2 separate regions of the Homo sapiens genome follow, and region 1 is linked to region 2. Evidence: read pairs that join two places in POLR2A ChIA-PET (ENCODE). Cell type or tissue: MCF 10A. All regions are shown on one strand. Each heading gives the region's core, and the rest is flanking DNA. Links, peaks and the distances in the headings are about the cores only.

Region 1 (8,849 bases), core at 571-8,570, 98 kb before region 2:
ATTTGGGGGCTACAAATACATTTTAGCAAATAGGCAAATTCCCAAATACAGAAACCACAAATAATGAAGACTGACTACATATGCCTATACCTATTTAAGGATTTGCACACATGCACACACACACACACAAACACACACACCCTTCATCTGGTTGGGCATTAGTAGCATGAGGACGGCAGACGCCCCTTGTACACAGGTGGAAGCTCTGTCTACTCTTCTAGCCTGAGAAGACTGCCGCCTGTCAGAAGGAAAACTTCATGTTCACATGGGCACTGTCTAACCAAAGCAGGGCACTGCACAGTGGCAGGATACACCCTGGATGCCTGTTTTTTGGTCAGGGGAAACCCAGAGGTTTGAAGGAGTAATGGGAGAAATGGGTCCACTTAAGAAAGAACCATGTTGTTTCATTAGGGCTCCTTGTGAGTCCCTGGGAGCTGGATACCACTTGTCTCCTACCTACCCGCTTTCATTCTCCAGGAGCACCTCCTGGTCACAGGCTCAGCAAACGCTCACAGACCTCAAGTTCCATGTTGACTCTCGTGTGTTGACTACAGAGAAAGGAGAGGACTCCACAACTCTGCCCACCCCAAAGGCACCTCCCATCAGCGGCTCCAGCAACTTTGCTGGCTGCTCCAGGGTGTGATGGAGCCCAAACTGCCCAGGCTTGGGGCCAGCACACCAGCTGCGGATTTCATCACCACTCTCCTTGTTTTAGAAACAGAGCCCAAAGACAGGCATGCAAATATGCTGTGCTCTGGCCAGATTTTAAATAATACACTAAAATATTAGTTCAGAACATACTCGGCCTCTCTCCTACATGTGCTACATGTGCTTGCTCACGAAGTGTTTTGAACAGCGTGGGGAGAAGGTACTGTATTTCAATGCCTCTTTTTAGTTTTAAGGCTGTAAGTTTTTTTTGTTTTGTTTTCTGCTAGAGCCAAAATGTTTTTCTGGGTGAGCAGAAATAGCCTTTTTGCCTTTTAACATTTCGCTGAGGGGAAAAAACACTACACTTCCTTGCTCATCATGGCAAATGTTATGCTGGAGGATTTTGACACACACAGAACTAGCTAGGAAGTTAGAGTCCAAACTGATGACTGCGCCCAGGTCAAATTTTCTTCTACCCAGCAATGCAAAGGGCTCACCCTACCCAATTCCCCAGCAACTCATTCTAGGTCTGTGGACCAGCCCCCGCCACCAGGAAACCATAGACATAGCTAGATCTCTTCCACTGAAAAATGGGGACTTCTCTTGGGAGAATATAAGGGTGAGCCCATAAGATGCCAGGCCCAACAAGGGAGCACTTCTACCAGAAAAGGAATTCTATAGATGGAGTCTTATGAGTGTTATGAAGTAAAAGGAGATTTTGGTAATGTTTTTGATAGAAAGACAACAATAATTGTAACAAGAGGCCAGGCACTGTGGCTCATGTCTGTAATCCCAGCACTTTGGGAGGCCAAGGTGGGTGGACCACCTGAGGTGAGGAGTTTGAGACCAGCCTGGCCAACATGGAGAAACCCCCTACTTTACTAAAAATACAAAAATTAGCCAGGCATGGTGGCACGTACCTGTAACCCAAGCTATTTGGGAGACTGAGGCAGGAGAATCACTTGAACCTAGGAGGTGGAGGTTGCAGTGAGCCAAGATTGTGCCACTGCAATCCAGCCTGGGCAACAGAGTGAGAATTCATCTCAAAAAAAAAAAAATTATATATATACAGACAAACACAAGAAATTTTACTCCACAACAACAATTAGTTCTTAGTATCCACATGTAGTAGTCAGATATTCTACACCACTTCTACCCCAAAAAATGATTTATTCACTCATTCATTCGACAAATATCTACTAATTGCCTTTATGTGCCAGGCACATATTTCTGTACATGTGCTGTATACAACGAAAAGATGAGCTTTACCTCTCAAAGTGTGTAGCGGGGACACAGGTGTATGTGCAACAGATACAATCACACCAAAAAATGATGCAAGGTGACAGTGCTAAACACAGTGTGGACCTGTTAGCAAACTCTTGTGTTGGAGGTAGGTGGAGGCAGAGATGGCTTCTGAGAGGAAGGGACCTCTGAGCTGACTCTACATGGAGCAACACGAGTTTGCCAGATCCCCTGGGTAGGGGAAAGAGAAAGGAGACTCCATGCAGAGGAACCAGAATGTGCCAAGCAAAAAGGCGCCAATAAACAGCGCCACCCTAAGGGTAACCACGGACAGTGCAGTGCCTGCTGTGAGCGCACAAAGAAGCTGGACACGTCGTGAGTGCCGTAAATACTGCGGCTGTGTGAGCACACGTGCGAAGGCTGTGCTTGCGGGTCTGCGTGTGCACCCTTTCTCTGTCTGAAGAATGGGTTGGGGAATGAAGCTTCACATGGAAGCAGGGGTCGCTTGTTTCTACCCTGGCTTCTTCTCACTCCTTGTCTGTGATGGAACTTCCTTTGTTAGCACCAGAATTTGATGCCACTGGTCCCCACGGTGGTTTGTGGAGCCCTATTCACCTCACCTAGTGAGAAGACATGATAAATTAGAGGCCCTGTTCTAGCCAGGACACCTCCATGCTGCATAATAAGCACAGGCTGGAGGATTCTAGAGGGCCACTCTATGACTCACTCTCTGTGCTTACCAGTCCAAGCAGAACTCAGCAGAATCTACTTGAGAGAAAGCTCGCAGGAGACTAGAAAGTCATTTTAATGATGCCAGCTAAACTTCTCTTTCCTCTCCTCCATCTGCTGTTTTCCCCAGGTGGAGAAGTAAAAGACTGTAAGGTAGGGAGGGGGCATACAGACTTTTCCAGTCTCTGATCCGGCACTGAAACTCAGGGCACACGCTCTCCTCTGTGGGCATGGATGATTACGTCCTCTGTCTGAGAAAGGAGACACGCACTGTGCTTTGATGGATAGGCCGTAAGTGGCTTCCCTGGGTACTTTCCAGGGCGACTAGGCAGGGGACTCTAGAAAATGTTCAGGATGGAAGCATCTGAACAAGTAAGGCAATCAGAAGGGAAGGAAGATAGGGACATTTCAAAGCCATCTTGCATCTCTGCAGGAAGAGGGGAGCAAAGAGGAGGGAAGAGAGCCACCTTCTTGATTTAGCTGCCTGTGGATTTGCTCTTGAGAGCTCTTGGTGCTGAATCCTGCAGACAAAGCAGACAAGGAAAGAGCCTATGCCAGCGGGATTTGGGAGAACACTGAAGTGACCTTGACCTTTAGTCCTGCCACTACGTCCTCGTGGTTCCCCAAAAGTAGGCTGTTTGAAAACAACACAGCCAAAAACTGTGCTATTGATATTTGAGAGACAATATGATCCAGGAAAACAGGAGAGATAACAAGGTCTGGAAGTCAACAGAACAAGGACAAAACAATTAATCCATCTGTAAAACGGGTTTAATTTATTTCATATGGGATTATCTGTGTAATAGGTGTCTTATCCATATTGATTTTTATTATATGTCGAGTGCTGTCTTTATCCTGTGGCAACGCTTCTGCGTTATGTCCCCACAACGGCACCTCAGTCCTACAGGAGAGGTGGGGAGACAAATGATACTATTAGCCAAAGAAAAGCATAACCAGAGGAGGGACATTCTACCACAGATCACCATATAAAGCTTCAAGCAGGGGGAGTTATTTGGACTCTTATGGGTTAATCTATACTGCTGTTCATTTCTGTGTAGAGCAGTTAATCTAGAAAACAGTACTCTCTGCTTCCTCTTATACCTCTGCAACATGCTCTGATAACTAAAAACCTCTCTTATTGTCATTTTAATATTTTAAATGAATAAAAATGTAACAACTCACTGGGTTTATTTAGACATAGTTTCCTACCATCTAATAATCTTTTTGTTTTTTTAGAAAGGATAAAAAGCAGCACAAATAGAATGAGGTATTTCAAAACTTCTTTAGAGCCTAACTCTTCTGGATCATTTACAAAGACAGTTTTAAAGCCCTTTATAAAGTTATCTGAAAGCAGAGTTCAAAAATACAAATTGTATCTCATCTCTCTTGCTGTCAAAAAAAAAAATCCCCAAAAAACTGCACCACGCTTTTGTCTTCTCCTCCATGACCAAAGCTGCCCTTTGGAAGTAAAATGCCACACAACATAATTGGTGCAGCAGCCCAGCTCTCTGCAGAAGCTAGGGTTAGACTTTTTTACATTCTACAAAGCGCCACCTTATCTTTCTGCTTCAAGTTGAAATCACCTTTTTCCACGAACAGTGCCAGATGCTCTGTTTGAGAAGCATCACCAAAGCCCAGGCATGAATTCCTTCCACTGCTGAGACATTCTAATACACCAGGTTAACTGGGATCTGAGAATGGTTACTGCTCCTAAGGGTCCCATTTAATTAAATGTTCCTACAATTTGCATTTGGAAAGCACATCATCATCACTGCCTGTTGCTTTAATGAAAACTTGAGTCCTCAAAATTTGGGTGCTAGACACAGTATCCTGAAAGGATCATATCCTGAAATGTTCAGAAGCGCAGTTTTGTGCCCAGTTCTAACAGGGATTTTTCTGTCCCATGTACCCTGGGGACAGTGATGTTGCATTGTGCACAGTGGGAAAAACATCTTCCTCAGAGATGCTGGTACTGATGATACATTAGTGGGAACTTGTACACAGGCCATGAGAATCATCGTCAGCTAAAATCTGAGCTGTCCGTCCCTCCACTCCCCTGGCTACAAACCTCTTTGTCTGCACTGGTGTCAGTGCTGGCCTCGGTCAGTACAAAGCCTGAACTCTTTTCTCTGCGTCCCAAATCTGTCACAAAGCAAAAATGTCCTGACCTCATCTGAGCTACGGGTGCAGTTATGGTGTGGCTGGGGCTGCCAGCCGAGGCCCCTGTTTCTGTCTGGGTCATTTCTCAACCTATCTCGACTCAACCTTGTTACTTCAGATCAGAGCTGCCCATAATTCGCTGGGCACAAATGCCCTGCGGCTGCCAAAATGACGAGGCTCTGATGCCTTCTGGATGACTCACGGAATGAACCAGGAGGGGATGAAATACACCAGTTCTTAACAAAATTGCATGAAAATGACACCGAATTCAGAAAGCTTCACACAATCTCCTTGAGGGCTCCTATTTGAGTTTCTCTCCTCCCTTCAATGAAAGCAAGGAGCTGGAATCAATGTCCTCAGGGCTGGACTGGCTCAATCGACTAAGGGCTTACTCCTTCCTGATCCCTCCAGGAGTACATTCTGGCAGTAGAAGCAATTTAGAGCAGGTGTGCACACCCACACTCACTCCTACGAATTTCCCTCCACACACACACACACACACACACACACACACACCCTGCTGGCTGCCCACAATTCAAGTGCACCTGTAGACAAAAGATTCCTTTGGACTTGGTGCCTCTCAACAAAACCCTCCTGGTAGGCAAGCCCTGCCAACTCCCACTCCCTAGGCAAGGCCAGGCTGGTGAGAGGAGGAAGGATGAGCAGGCAACATAGAAAAACAAAAGGGAAGGGAAGTTAGGGGGTGGGGTGGGAGTCTCAATCCTGGATTCTAAAGTGAACAGTCAATGAAGGATATTTTTAGAGAGCCTCAGAGGCCCAAATGAGATTGTTCCTCACAATGGAGGATATTTATTTGGACCTGTCAGGTCTAGTTTTAAAAGTCCTTCTTCAATACCACATAGAATCCAGGGATTTGAGCAGGATCTCAGGCCTCTAAATCATTACGGGACATCCAAACATCCAGGGGGATAAATGTTTCCTTTGGGGATCCCTGAGGAGCCAGGGCTTGGCTTTGGGTTTCCCAAGCACTGGGATGCTGGTGGTGGGAGAGGGGTCTGCATATGCGTTTCTCTTTAATCATGTGTCTTCTCTCCAATTCTCCTGTTCTCTAGGGCACTCAATTTTAATGTATACCTCTTCCCCTTCCCAACAGATTCTAAAAACCCTAATCATCCACTGAGTATCCCCACAGCCCCCTCTCCCTGGGTATGTTTGCTGTCATGGGGGAGCTGAGGTCCCCAGTACCTCTTCAGATGGTGGTGATGACTGTAATCCTCCCAAAAGCTGGCATGGCACACGCAGAAAAGTCTAGAGGTAGGACTGCTGGCCACACTCAAAAACTCGTGGAAAGACAAAGTACGGGACAAGGTAATGGATAAGGCCTGGATTCCAGACCACACACTGTCACCTGACGCTCTGTGACCCTGAGCAAGTCACTCAATTCTGTGAGCTGCCACTTCTTCATCGCAAAAGGGAGGTATCCAAGGAAATAGCTTTCTAGAACATACTCGAAGTACATTAAAAAAAAAAAAACTATCTAATTTTAAAGGATGTTAGTACCCAGCTTGCTTCTGCTTCTTCCCAACACACTGCTCAACTCTCTTTCTCTACCAGAGATGGGACGGAGCTGTGGCCAATGAGGTGCCACTTCCGGCCTGGTCCACAAGACTTCCCATGCCCCTTCCACCAGGGTCTTTTCTCCTCCTGCTTGATGCCGACAAGCATAGCAACCTTGAATAGGAGGAACTAAATATAGCAACACTAACATGGCAAGAGCTACTACACAGAGCTGCCCACATATTAGTAAAACCTGTTCTGGAGTCACCTGAGCATAAAAAAAAAAAGCAATGATGCATGTGAGGGTTTGCTTCTTGCAGTAGCTGTCAGTCGAACAAATACATTTACCATGCCCTAAAAAGGGTAGAAAGTATAAAGCACTATCAAATATTTCACCTAAAAATGACCAAAAACAAAAAAAAATTACAGATGACAAGGCCGTTGTATCTACTTTTAGAGCTCTGAGCAATCACACAGAAGTCTTGTGATTAATGGAACATTCCAGGTTCCATTACATTTCCAACAAGTTTCTACCACAGGTTTGCTTTTCCTGAAAACCTACTTTCATAAACTGAAAACAAGTAGGTTCCCCACCCATACTGAGAGGTGAAGCCAGCTGAGCTTCTGGGTCAGGTGGGGACTTGGAGAACTTTTGTGTCTAGCTAAAGGACTGTAAATGCACCAATCAGTGCTCTGGGTCTAGTTAAAAGATGGTGAACACACCAATCAGCACTTTGTAAAATGGACCAATCAGCACTCTGTAAAATGGACCAATCAGCAGGATGTGGGCGGGGCCAAATAAGGGAATAAAAGCTGGCCACCCGAAATAGCAGCGGCAACCTGCTTGGGTCCCCTTCCACGCCGTGGAAGCTTTGTTCTTTCGCTCTTCACAATAAATCTTGCTGCTGCTCAGTCTGGTTCTGCACTACCTTTATGATCTGTAATACTCACTGCGAAGGTCTGTGGCATGACTCCTGAAGTCAGCGAGACCACGAACCCACCAAAAGGAAGAAACTCCTGACACATCTGAACCTCGGAAGGAACAACTCCAGACGCATCATCTTTAAGAACTGTAACACTCACCGCGAAGGTCCACGGCTTCATTCTTGAAGTCAGCAAAACCAAGAACCCACCAGAAGGAACCAGTTCTGGACAGAATACAATTAATATCTACTGCAATAAAATCCCACGGTGTGATCCAATCAGATGAAATGTTATTTGGGGCATTGGTTCTCACTACCCACACCACTTTCTCATTAGCACAACATTCAGGAGTTAATCAGCCCCAGGCTGCTGCCGCCCCCCCCCCCCACCCTCCCCGAGTTAAACCCTCACGAGAGAGAAACTGTGGCAGGCCTGGTCTCCCTAACAGCTGAACAGGGTAGCCTCCATAATAACTGTCTCAGCACTGACTGACTGGTGAAGTTAAATATTAAAAGCTGAAAGCTGAAAGAGCCAGTGCCCATATACAAAGGCTGGAATGCAACAAAAGCCCACCAAGCATCTTGCCTAGGACTTTCCCGGGCCTCGAAGCACGACAAGATAACAAAGGAATTCTTAACAGGACCTATTTAGGATTAAACAGGTGTATTGGGGGTCTGAAGGAACTCCCCAAACCTCCATGATTTAGCAGGAGACAAGGGTAATCACCCCCAGCACCCGGACCCATTTAGATTAAGTAAATTTACTGAGGCTCCAGAGGAAGGTCTTCAGGAATCAGATCTTAGTTACAGATTGGAAGAAGTTAATCACTTATGTCTTCAGATGAATGCACACTTACACACAGACATACAGCTTAGAAAGTATATAAGCTCTGGAAAACTTTGTAATTTTGAGTTGGTCTGGCGATGTTTTCCAGGCCTTCTCCCTGTACCCGGCTCCAGAAATAAACTCTCTCCTTTCCCAGCTCATCTGCATCTCGTTATTGGGTTGTGAAAGTAAGCAGCCCGAGGACCCTCAGTTTGGTCCAGGAACAAAGCATCTGGTGTGCTGCTGGGGATGGGGTGCACTGGACAGCCTGAGATCACCAAGAGGCTCCTAAACATCACTGCTGGGCTCTCCGTTGGGCTTAGGACCTTCCACAGCCATTTCCACCTCTCATTCTCTCCTCCTTCCCCGGCTCCACTTCCCTCCTCAGCACCAAGTCTCTCCCATTGCTGTTTGGCCAGCTTTCAGTTGTTTCCTGTTTTCTTTCTCAGGCCACAGGAAATCCTTGCTCTTTTTTTTTTTTTTTTTTTTTTGAGACGGAGTTTCGCTCTTGTTGCCCAGGCTGGAGTGCAATGGCGCGATCTCAGTTCACCGCAACCTCTGTCTCCTGGGTTCAAGTGATTTTCCTGCCTCAGCCTCCAGAGTAGCTGGGATCACAGGCATGTGCCACCATGCCTGGCTAATTTTGTATTTTTAGTAAAGACAGGGTTTCTCCATGTTGGTCAGGTTGGTCTCGAACTCCCGACCTCAGGTGATCCATCTGCCTCGGCCTCCCAAAGTGCTGGGATTACAGGTGTGAGCCACTGTGCACGGCCGCTCTGTAATTCTTAAAATGTCCACTCTAG
Region 2 (8,849 bases), core at 484-8,483:
TGGTCTCGGCTCACTGCAACCTATCCGCCTCCCGGGTTCAAGTGATTCTCCTACCTCAGCCCGCCGAGTAGCTGGGATTACAGGCAACTGCCACCATGCCCGGCTATTTTTTTGTATTTTTAGTAGAGAAGGGGTTTCACCACGTTGGCCAGGCTGGTCTCGAACTCCTGACCTCGTGATCTGCCCGCACTGGCTTCCCAAAGTGCTGGGATTACAGGCGTGAGCCACCGTGCCCATCCAGCACATTCTTTAACTTCTAGAAGTGAGCCCTATTTCCTTATACGGAAAAGAGAAATAATGACATCTACTGCATGGGATTTGTGTGAGAGTTCGATCAGACTGCTTGTGTCCTCCCGGGCACACACCACATCCTCGACGAAGGCAATTCCCCTTTCCACAGAGGATTTGACTCCCCACATCTTTTGTGACCAATCCCTTGAACTCATCATCCCATTTTGTAATTCTGAAAAGCAAAACAATGAAAAGAAATGAGCAACCAGAATTTGTATCAGCAAAACAAAACCATAAGCAACCTACCATACAGAAATAGGGAAATGGAATACAATGGAATATTACACAATCTTTTCAAATGTTGCTAGACATTTCCCAGTTAAAATGGTAGAATTAAACCTCTGTATAAAATCTCACTCTTCCTAAATTTGAATTAAAAAAAAATTAAACCTGAAATAAAACACTTATCAGCCAAAAAAAAAAAAAAAAAAAACCAAAAAAAAACAAAATGAGCACACCCCAGTGTCATAAAGTCAAAAGGTGCCTGGGAAATAAAATAAAGGAAAAAGAATCCAGTGTGGCAAGGCTCAGAGCCCTGAGTCAAACACCCTCAGGAAGACAAAACAGTGAATAAATAAACATTCTGAGAGTTTTCATCAATATCACCACATCTAGAAAAAAACACCTGAGTAGTTATCCCTATATTCTCTTCTTCTGACTAGGGAAGAGAGAAAACATCTGCTGGGGAGAAAAGGATGAGATGATGCATAAACCGTGGTGTTGATCATCTCTGCTGCAAGGAATGAAGACTCTGGGAGTCCAACGTGAAACCCAAGGCTGACCCGAGGCCACAGAATACTGCCAGAGGGTGTGCAGTGTGTGCCCCCCACACAGGAAGACCGAACCCACTTAAAAGGGCCTTCAAAAGATCCCACAAGTGAAAGCTGCCAAGACCACATCTAGCCAAGCCTACTCAGCACCCAGCATACGACCTGCTACAGCTCAACTGGCCCAAGACATTTCATAAGTCTTCAGGCTACAGAAAGCATGAACAGAAACAAAAAACCAGCCTTCAAACTTCAGCTTGGTAGCAAGAAGAAAAAAGATAGCCTTCAAATAAATAAATCAAAGAAAGATATAGCCTGATTTACTTCAGCAAGAATAAAATGAAAAACCACAAGGCATGGTTATCTTTAAACACAGACTCCTGGAAAGGCAAGAAAGCAACAGTAGGTGTCAAAGACAAAGAACTCAAAATAAAAGAAAACGTAACTCAGCCAGAGAAAGATACCCCCCAAAAGATCTTTGAGCCATAGAACTTAATAAGAATATGAGTTCAATACATCAAGAACCCAAAGACAACATCTAAAAAAGGGAAAAAAAAAAGATTGTAGATCTAAAGAAATACGTTGAAAACTAAAGCCAACCCTAGAAAATAAAGATATGAAACAGAATCTACACAGGACTAAAGAAAGATGGTTTAAAATCAATTTTCTGACTAGAGGAAAGCTAAAAATAAACATGGTGAATGCAGATAAAAAAAAGGGATTCAAGTAATCGAAGCAAAACAGACAACTATGGAGTTCAAAGACAATGTAACATACAGACAATTGGTGCCTTACAGCAGAGAATTCACTGCATAGAACCCAGTGTTTGAAGAGATAATACAAAGAAATTCTCCCAAAACTAATAAAGAATTGCATCTGTTGATTGAAAATACACATCCAGTTCCAAAAACTATGACACACATCACACAGCAGTAATATACATCAGAATTAAATTATCTGTCAAATATTAAGAAAAGATTCCTCATATATCTAACCTATAGGCAATAATAAATTATCTCTAAGGGAGGAAAAATAAGGCTGGCCTTGGACACTTCTACAGCAACATTTAGTAGCAAAAGATAGTTACTTCTTTCCAGTTTTACTGAAGTCTTCTGTTAAGTTTCAGTGAAATTAAACTTACTGCTATTTTTAGAACATACATTTTATAAGTATATCTACTCAGCCAGTCATTTTTCCATGTATAAGAATAGAAAGAACTCTAAAATGATATATTCCTAATAATAACAAGAAATTCTTCTTCCCTTTCCCCAGAATTCATACCTTGATATAGACTAGACGAACGTCCACCTTCTGGAAATTAACAGAGAAAAAGCATCTGCTCTTCTAACTTCCCCACTCAATCCTCCCCAAAGGGAAGGATTGGCAACTTACTCGATTCACAGAATTGCAAGCAGGAAGCTGGCAAGCTTGCCCTGACCCCCTTCTCCCCCAATTCTGTGAACAGCCCTCAGGATGCACATATTCTCTGCTCCTCCAGGAGGTAAGCTTACCTGAGCAGGTGAGCATCTGCAGGGACAAAGCCTGCAGTTCTGCCTTGGAAGAGTTTTATTCTGAGAACAAAGTAGTGAAAAGAAGCCTGAATCTGGACACAAACAGAGTTTTCCAATCCAAACTGCAGTTTTTTCCACACAACCCCCAAGATGATGTTTTAAACCCCTGTGGCTGGCTGGGGTGTCTACTTCCCAAATGATCCTTTCTTTGTTGTTGTTGTTGAAATAGTGTCTCACTCTGTCACTCAGGCTGGAGTGCAGTGGCACTATTACGGCTCACTGCAGCCTCAATCTCCTGGTCTCAAGTGATCCTCCCACCTCAGTCTCCCAAATATCTGGGAGACTGGGTGGTGGCATGCAGCACCACACCCAGCTAATTTTTTAATTTTTTTTTTTTTCCTTTGAGACAGAGACTGGAGTGCAGTGGCGCCATCTTGGCTCATTGCAACCTCTGCCTCCTGGGTTCAAGCAATTTTCCTGCCTCAGCCTCCTGAGTAGCTGGGATTACAGGCATGTGCCACCATGCCTGGCTAATTTTTTTATTTTTAGTACAGACAGGGTTTCACCATGTTGGCCAGGCTGTTCTCAAACTCCTGACATCAACTGATCCACCCACCTCGGCCTCCCAAAGTGCTGGGATTACAGACATAAGCCACCATGCTCAGCTAATTTTTAAATTTTTTGTAGAGACAGGGTCTCCCTATGTTGCCCAGGCTGGTCTCAAACTCCTGAGCTCAAGTGATCCTCCCACTTCAGCCTTCCAAAGTACTGGGATTACAGGCACGAGCTACCATGCCCGGCTCCCAGTGGATTCTTAATTAGAAGGGGCTAGAGTGAGGGCAGAGAGGAAGGTGCGGTTAACGGTCACTTCTCAAACCCCACCACCAGTCATGATTATTTCTGAATGGGGGATTTTGAATTTTTAAAAACATTTTTATATAAACTTTTCTTCATGATGAATATGTATTGTTTTATAAAAACAATAAGGTCATTTTTCATTTGAAACTATGACAGCAGAGAAGAACATCTGATGTTACAGAAAAGCCATGAGAATGATTTAGAGGAAAGAGTAGGTTCCTAAACAGAATTTATAGTGAGATCCAATTTTATTACTTTTTAAAAATCACGACAGTAGCACATACTGCAGAGAGGCACGGGCTGAGTACTTTGGATGGATTCTCTCATTTGGTATTCACAAGATCATTGAAAGTATAAATATCATCCCAATCTTAGAGATGAGGAAATTGAGAATTAGAGAGGGAAAGCTAAATGCCCAAAGCCACACAAGACTAACCAGCCCCAGACATGGACTTCAAAGACCCCAAAGCCCACATCCTTTACCACCGTGTGGGCCTGGAAGTCACGCATCAATGCAGGTAGACGGAGAGAGACTTAAAGGACTCACGCCAAAATGTTTACAGTTTATCTCCAGGTTCTCTGAATTATGGATTTTTTTTTATGTTATCTATGTTTATTTGTATTTTCCAAATTGTCAACACCACATATATTCCTTGTGTAATAAGTAAAACAGTAAAGTCTTTATATTAAAAAAAAAAAAAAAAAAAAGCCGGCTGGGTGTGGTGGTTCATGCCTGTAATCCCAGCACTTTGTGAGGCCGAGCCAGGTGGATCACCTCAGGTCAGGAGTTCGAGACTAGCCTGGCCAACATGGCGAAACCCCAACTCTACTAAAAATACAAAAATCTGCTGGGCGTGGTAGTGCACTCCTGTAATCCCAGCTACTAGAGAGGCTGAGGCGGGAGAACTACTTGAACCCAGGAGGCAGAGGTTGCAGCGAGCCGAGATCCCACCAATGCACTCCAGCCTGGGCGACAGAGCGAGACTCCATCCCCTCAAAAAAAAATTTAAAAAAAAAGCACGAACTTGAAGTTGAAGCTAGCACTAGAGCCAGGCGATGAATAGATAAAGACACAGACATAGGATGCTCACAGAGCTTTCCAGCTAGCTCAGCCAGCGCTTGGATCGGCCGGCCACAGGCTTGGAGCAACAGCGCAGAAATGCTTCCTGACCTGACTCACACAACCTTTCACACAGTCCTTGAAGCTGAAAGGAAACCTCCACAGGCCTCCCAGCCCCCAGAACACCCGGGGCCTCCGCCCAGTCACCAGGCAGCTCCACTCACAGGCTACCTTCCTTCCCAGGCCCCGGTGACTACCTATTCCAGGGAGGAGTGGCCTCTCTCAGCAGCCTGCCAAGCTCTTCCCAAGGAGAACAGGAGGGGAAGTTTGAAGGGCCTTCATCCAATTTTTAAACTGTAAACTGCACACCCACTTTTTGTTTGGAGACATTTCCTGTGTGTGAACACAGTTTGTTCTGTTACCAGCTTTAAAGTTATCCAGAACTGATACATCCGAGGCCAAGCAAAAGTGGTTTTATTTAAAAAAAAAAAAAAAGTCAAATATAATAGGACCTTTCCTAATGTTAGCTCATCTTGCAAGAATCTAATTTGTACATATGCAAAAGAGAGGTTTAATACAGAGGTGTCATTTTGTCCTCAGGCCCAGGACCCTATATTTGCCCCCCTCCCATGTGGCACCCATACTGGTGAGCACAGCATTCCAGTACAAGAAGCATTCTGCATCCTTCAGCCCCTTGGCCTCAGCATGCGAGGAAGCTGTGCTTGCTTCTAGCTGAGTCTGAGCATGCCCTGGATGAAGGTCCCTCCACAGGCTAGCAGACTGACTTCCAGCCACATTTCACCACACCACTTCAAAGCAGGGGAGCAGGGGCAGAGGGATCCAAGCTTGGCCGAGAGAGATGCCGACAGCCTCCGCGCTGCTAACTGGAGTGGCACTCCACAGTGCCAGCCCTGACATGCCCCAGCCCGGCTGTGGCCCTGGGTTTCCAGCCCTCCCCTTCTCCATCCCAGGTTTCCAATCACATGCTGCCTCCAATGACTCTCCGCAGCCAGCCTCTCACCAACGGTTCCACTTGACATCTTGCTACCCTCGGATCTATCCCCAACCAAGGTTGAGAAAATTATTTTATATCTCCGACCAGTCTACCCAGGCCCATCTCCCACCCTGGCCCAATGCTTTGCTTCTATTTTTAGTCTGGTCTATTGTAATACAACTAGACCAGACATGAGGCTTCCAGAGGGCTTGGCTGCCACCTGGCCCAGGACCTGAAACGTCCTAATGAATGAGTCATTAATGAAAAAATTATAAACATGTCATCTCCCCCCCCACGATAAATCAACTCCATGAGGGCCAAGAACATGCCTTACTCAACTCTATATTGCTCGCAGCACTTAAGGAAGTTGTCGAAGTTAATTAGTTTGGCAGAGATCAAGCTGACATTTTTTTTTTCTTTTTTTTTTTTTTTTAAAAAAAGGAGCCTGTGCAGAGAAATTCTGGGAACCATATCACTCCTACCCCCACCAAAAAAACCACAGAGATGGATGAGATTAGAATGCAGATGTCTGGTGCTAACTTAATACATACCTGGCCAAATCTGAGACTGGCTGGCACAGCGCACAGTGATAAAGTCTCTTTTGGTCTCACTGAATCGGATAGGGCTTCAGGAAGGAGACAGAGCCAGCTGCAGATTTTACCAGCCCTGATTCCTGCTAAGGAATCCTGGGTGTGAGGGATGGGAACATGGATGAGTACCTATGTACATACACACAGTAAATACACAAACACATATTCCTCACCCACATATCTGTCTAGGATTTTTTTTTACATGCATTCTCCTTAATCAAATGACATGACTATCAGTCCAATCCCAGCATTCGGCTAGGCCCAGGAAGAGAAAATGATGTGTTTGAAGCTAACGAATCATCCAACTAGGTTCATTCCTGCAAGTCTAATCACCACCACCCCAGAGAGTAACATGGTTACCTTCTTACAGAAAGGAAACAGGGACTGTCCGCATTTCTGTGAAGATTGAAATGATATCTTTGGGTATGAACGACTCTCTTACGAATATCCAACAATCCTCCTACCTCACCCAAACACTTAAGAAGACAGAGTTTGCCTTTGTTTTCTTTGTACACACAGACTGTTTTAGGATCCTTTGCTCTTTTCTTCTCTGGTGTTATGAATTGATTTGTTTTCCCCAAAAAGATAAACTGAAGTCCTAACTCTTAGTGCCTGTGAATGTGACCTAATTTGGAAACGAGGACTTAGCAGATGTAAGCTAGTCACATGAGGTCATTAGGGTGAGCCCTAATCCAATGTGACCGGTGTCCTTAGAAGAAGAAGAGAGAGAGACGCGGGGGAAACACCATGTGACAGCAAAGGCAGAGATGGGAGTGATGCAGCTGCGAGCCAAGGAATCCAAGGACCCTTGGCCACCCCCACATGCCATGAAGAGGCAAGGAAGGGTTCTACGCAGGGTCTAGGAGGGAGCACGGCCCTGCTGATGCCCTGATTTCAGACTTCTGGCCTGCAGGACTGTCAGACAAAAAATTTGTTTCAAGCCACCCAGTTTGTGGTAATTTGTTACAGCAGCCCTAGTTAATGAATAGACCTGGTTTTTTCCTTCTGAAATGCCTACCATCTCATCCACCCTCTCCCCTCCAAGCCCATGTCCACCTCACCAACAGATAAACTGTGAAAGTCACTTTCTCACTTATAATATGACCCAATTTTGGTCTAGCATCTGAGATATTGAAAATGTTAGGGAATAATCCTACTGTCCTACGAACTCTACAAAAGGAAAAGTTTAAATAAAATGTCAAGTCCCCACTTATTCCTGTTCCCAAATAAAGTACAAAAGAGCTCAGAATTAGTCCAGGAAGGCAGGAATCACATACAGTCTGTGGTGAAAGGTGGAATTGGATCTGAAAGGCTTGTAAGAGACCACGCTCAGCTCCATTATCCACTGGATAGGGACAGCGGGTGGCCAACCACGGAGGGGGCAGAAAGGACACTGCCCATGGCAAATGCCTGCCGTGACAGTCCCACTCAGGAGTGGCCTAGGTCTTGACTCCCAGAGTCCCTACCCATGTGACTGTGACATCCTGTCAGGGACGGTGAGGCGTGACACTGATGGGGTCAGGGGCCAGTGGAGGGAGGTAGGAAGAAAACAAACAACCAGGACGTGACAGAGCGGAAATGAACACCTGTGACCATCACTGTTGGGCTCACCGGGTGCAAAAAGCAGCACCAAGGCGACAGACCTCAACAGGAGAACACTCAGCTTCCTTTTGGGGGATTTAAATGTGTCACTTGTCACACAAAATAGTTCCCCTGATAGCCTTGGGTGCCACAAGCCCTTGAGCTATTTTTAATCACCTCCCTGTCACTGTTATTTTTAAATACAAAAGTATTCCCCAATGAAATCCTAAGCATCAGAAGGCAAATAAATATAAATGTATATATATTATCTGTTCACTCCATTAAGGATAGGTAGGGTACCTCTTAGAAAGCATTAAGCCTATTTAGACAAAAAAAAAAAAAAAAAAGAGGAACATTTTAAAAGAGAATAAGAGAAGTGATTTTTCCCCAGTATTCACCAAAACAATATTTTTATTTATACTTGTTTATAATTGCTATTCCCAAAATTAAAACTATCAGTTGTCTTTCCTTCCTGGCTGCTCACCTGCTTATACCTGCCAGCGAATGTGAGCTGGCTCCGGAGGGTGGGGCTGCACATTTGGGTAAATGCCTCAATTCTGTGCCCTGATTTTGCCTAACATGAAAGCAATGAATGCAGAGATTCTACGATGTTATACTTAAGAAGACCTAAAAACAGGCCCACCCTGGGCCACAGAAACAATATGCCTGTTGGACAGTCGATTGCACATGTCCATCTCTAGAAATCGAACAAGGTTGTATTTGGATTTAGCCCAAGCACTGCTGGCTCCACGTGCCACTCTGAGCCTAGTGCAGCAAGGAGAACCTCCCCATCTGCTTCCATCAAGTGCAAGCTGCAAAGCTGCAAAACTGCTCACTGGCTTTTTGATCTATTTATATGCATCTCCTTGATGCATGTATACAGCTTGGCAAAGGTAAAGGAATGGTGCTAATTTATGGTTTTTGTTTCCAAAAGATATCCTCTCTTTGGCTGGCTGAGAAACTGTCACTGGCATGTTAAGCCTCCCAACCTACAAAGTATGTACCAGCACTGGGGAGGCGACACGACATGCCACACAATAAGTCAGGAGTCTTGCCCTCAGTTTTTTGCATAAGGACAGGAGAGGCTTCTCTGAAGCTCTTCTACATCTATTTCATGGGCCTGGCTCCCTTTAAGTTTCTTCTCCTCAATCATCACTCCGGCCAAAAAAATATGCTCCTTTCCTACATTTCAGGAGG

What was found. ChIA-PET counts read pairs that join two places held together with the same protein. Peaks named below come from ENCODE experiments on the same cell type or tissue, not always from the same donor. Only the 100,000 strongest peaks of a DNase experiment are listed, where the experiment ranks them.
Region 1: POLR2A ChIA-PET joins it to region 2 with 21 read pairs; 4 of 35 experiments call an interaction of 5 or more read pairs at or near these places.

The regions. Positions count from the first base shown.
Region 1 is chr15:91,962,168-91,971,016 of GRCh38, reverse strand. The region is part of intron 2 of SLCO3A1 (solute carrier organic anion transporter family member 3A1); the gene reads right to left. It overlaps LOC124903557 (a long non-coding RNA gene), which reads right to left and starts at 7,089. Exons shown (of 2, transcript XR_007064764.1): 1 at 4,203-7,089; 2 at 3,373-3,520. In MCF 10A, for the core only: a CTCF peak has its summit at 2,223; DNase peaks (open chromatin) are centred at 676, 4,946 and 5,406.
Region 2 is chr15:91,863,641-91,872,489 of GRCh38, reverse strand. The region is part of intron 1 of SLCO3A1 (solute carrier organic anion transporter family member 3A1); the gene reads right to left. Among named protein-coding and RNA genes, the nearest start is that of SLCO3A1, 14 kb to the right of the region's middle. RefSeq lists an enhancer at 4,477-4,771. In MCF 10A, for the core only: no CTCF peak of the experiment used is centred there; DNase peaks (open chromatin) are centred at 4,699, 5,339 and 5,739.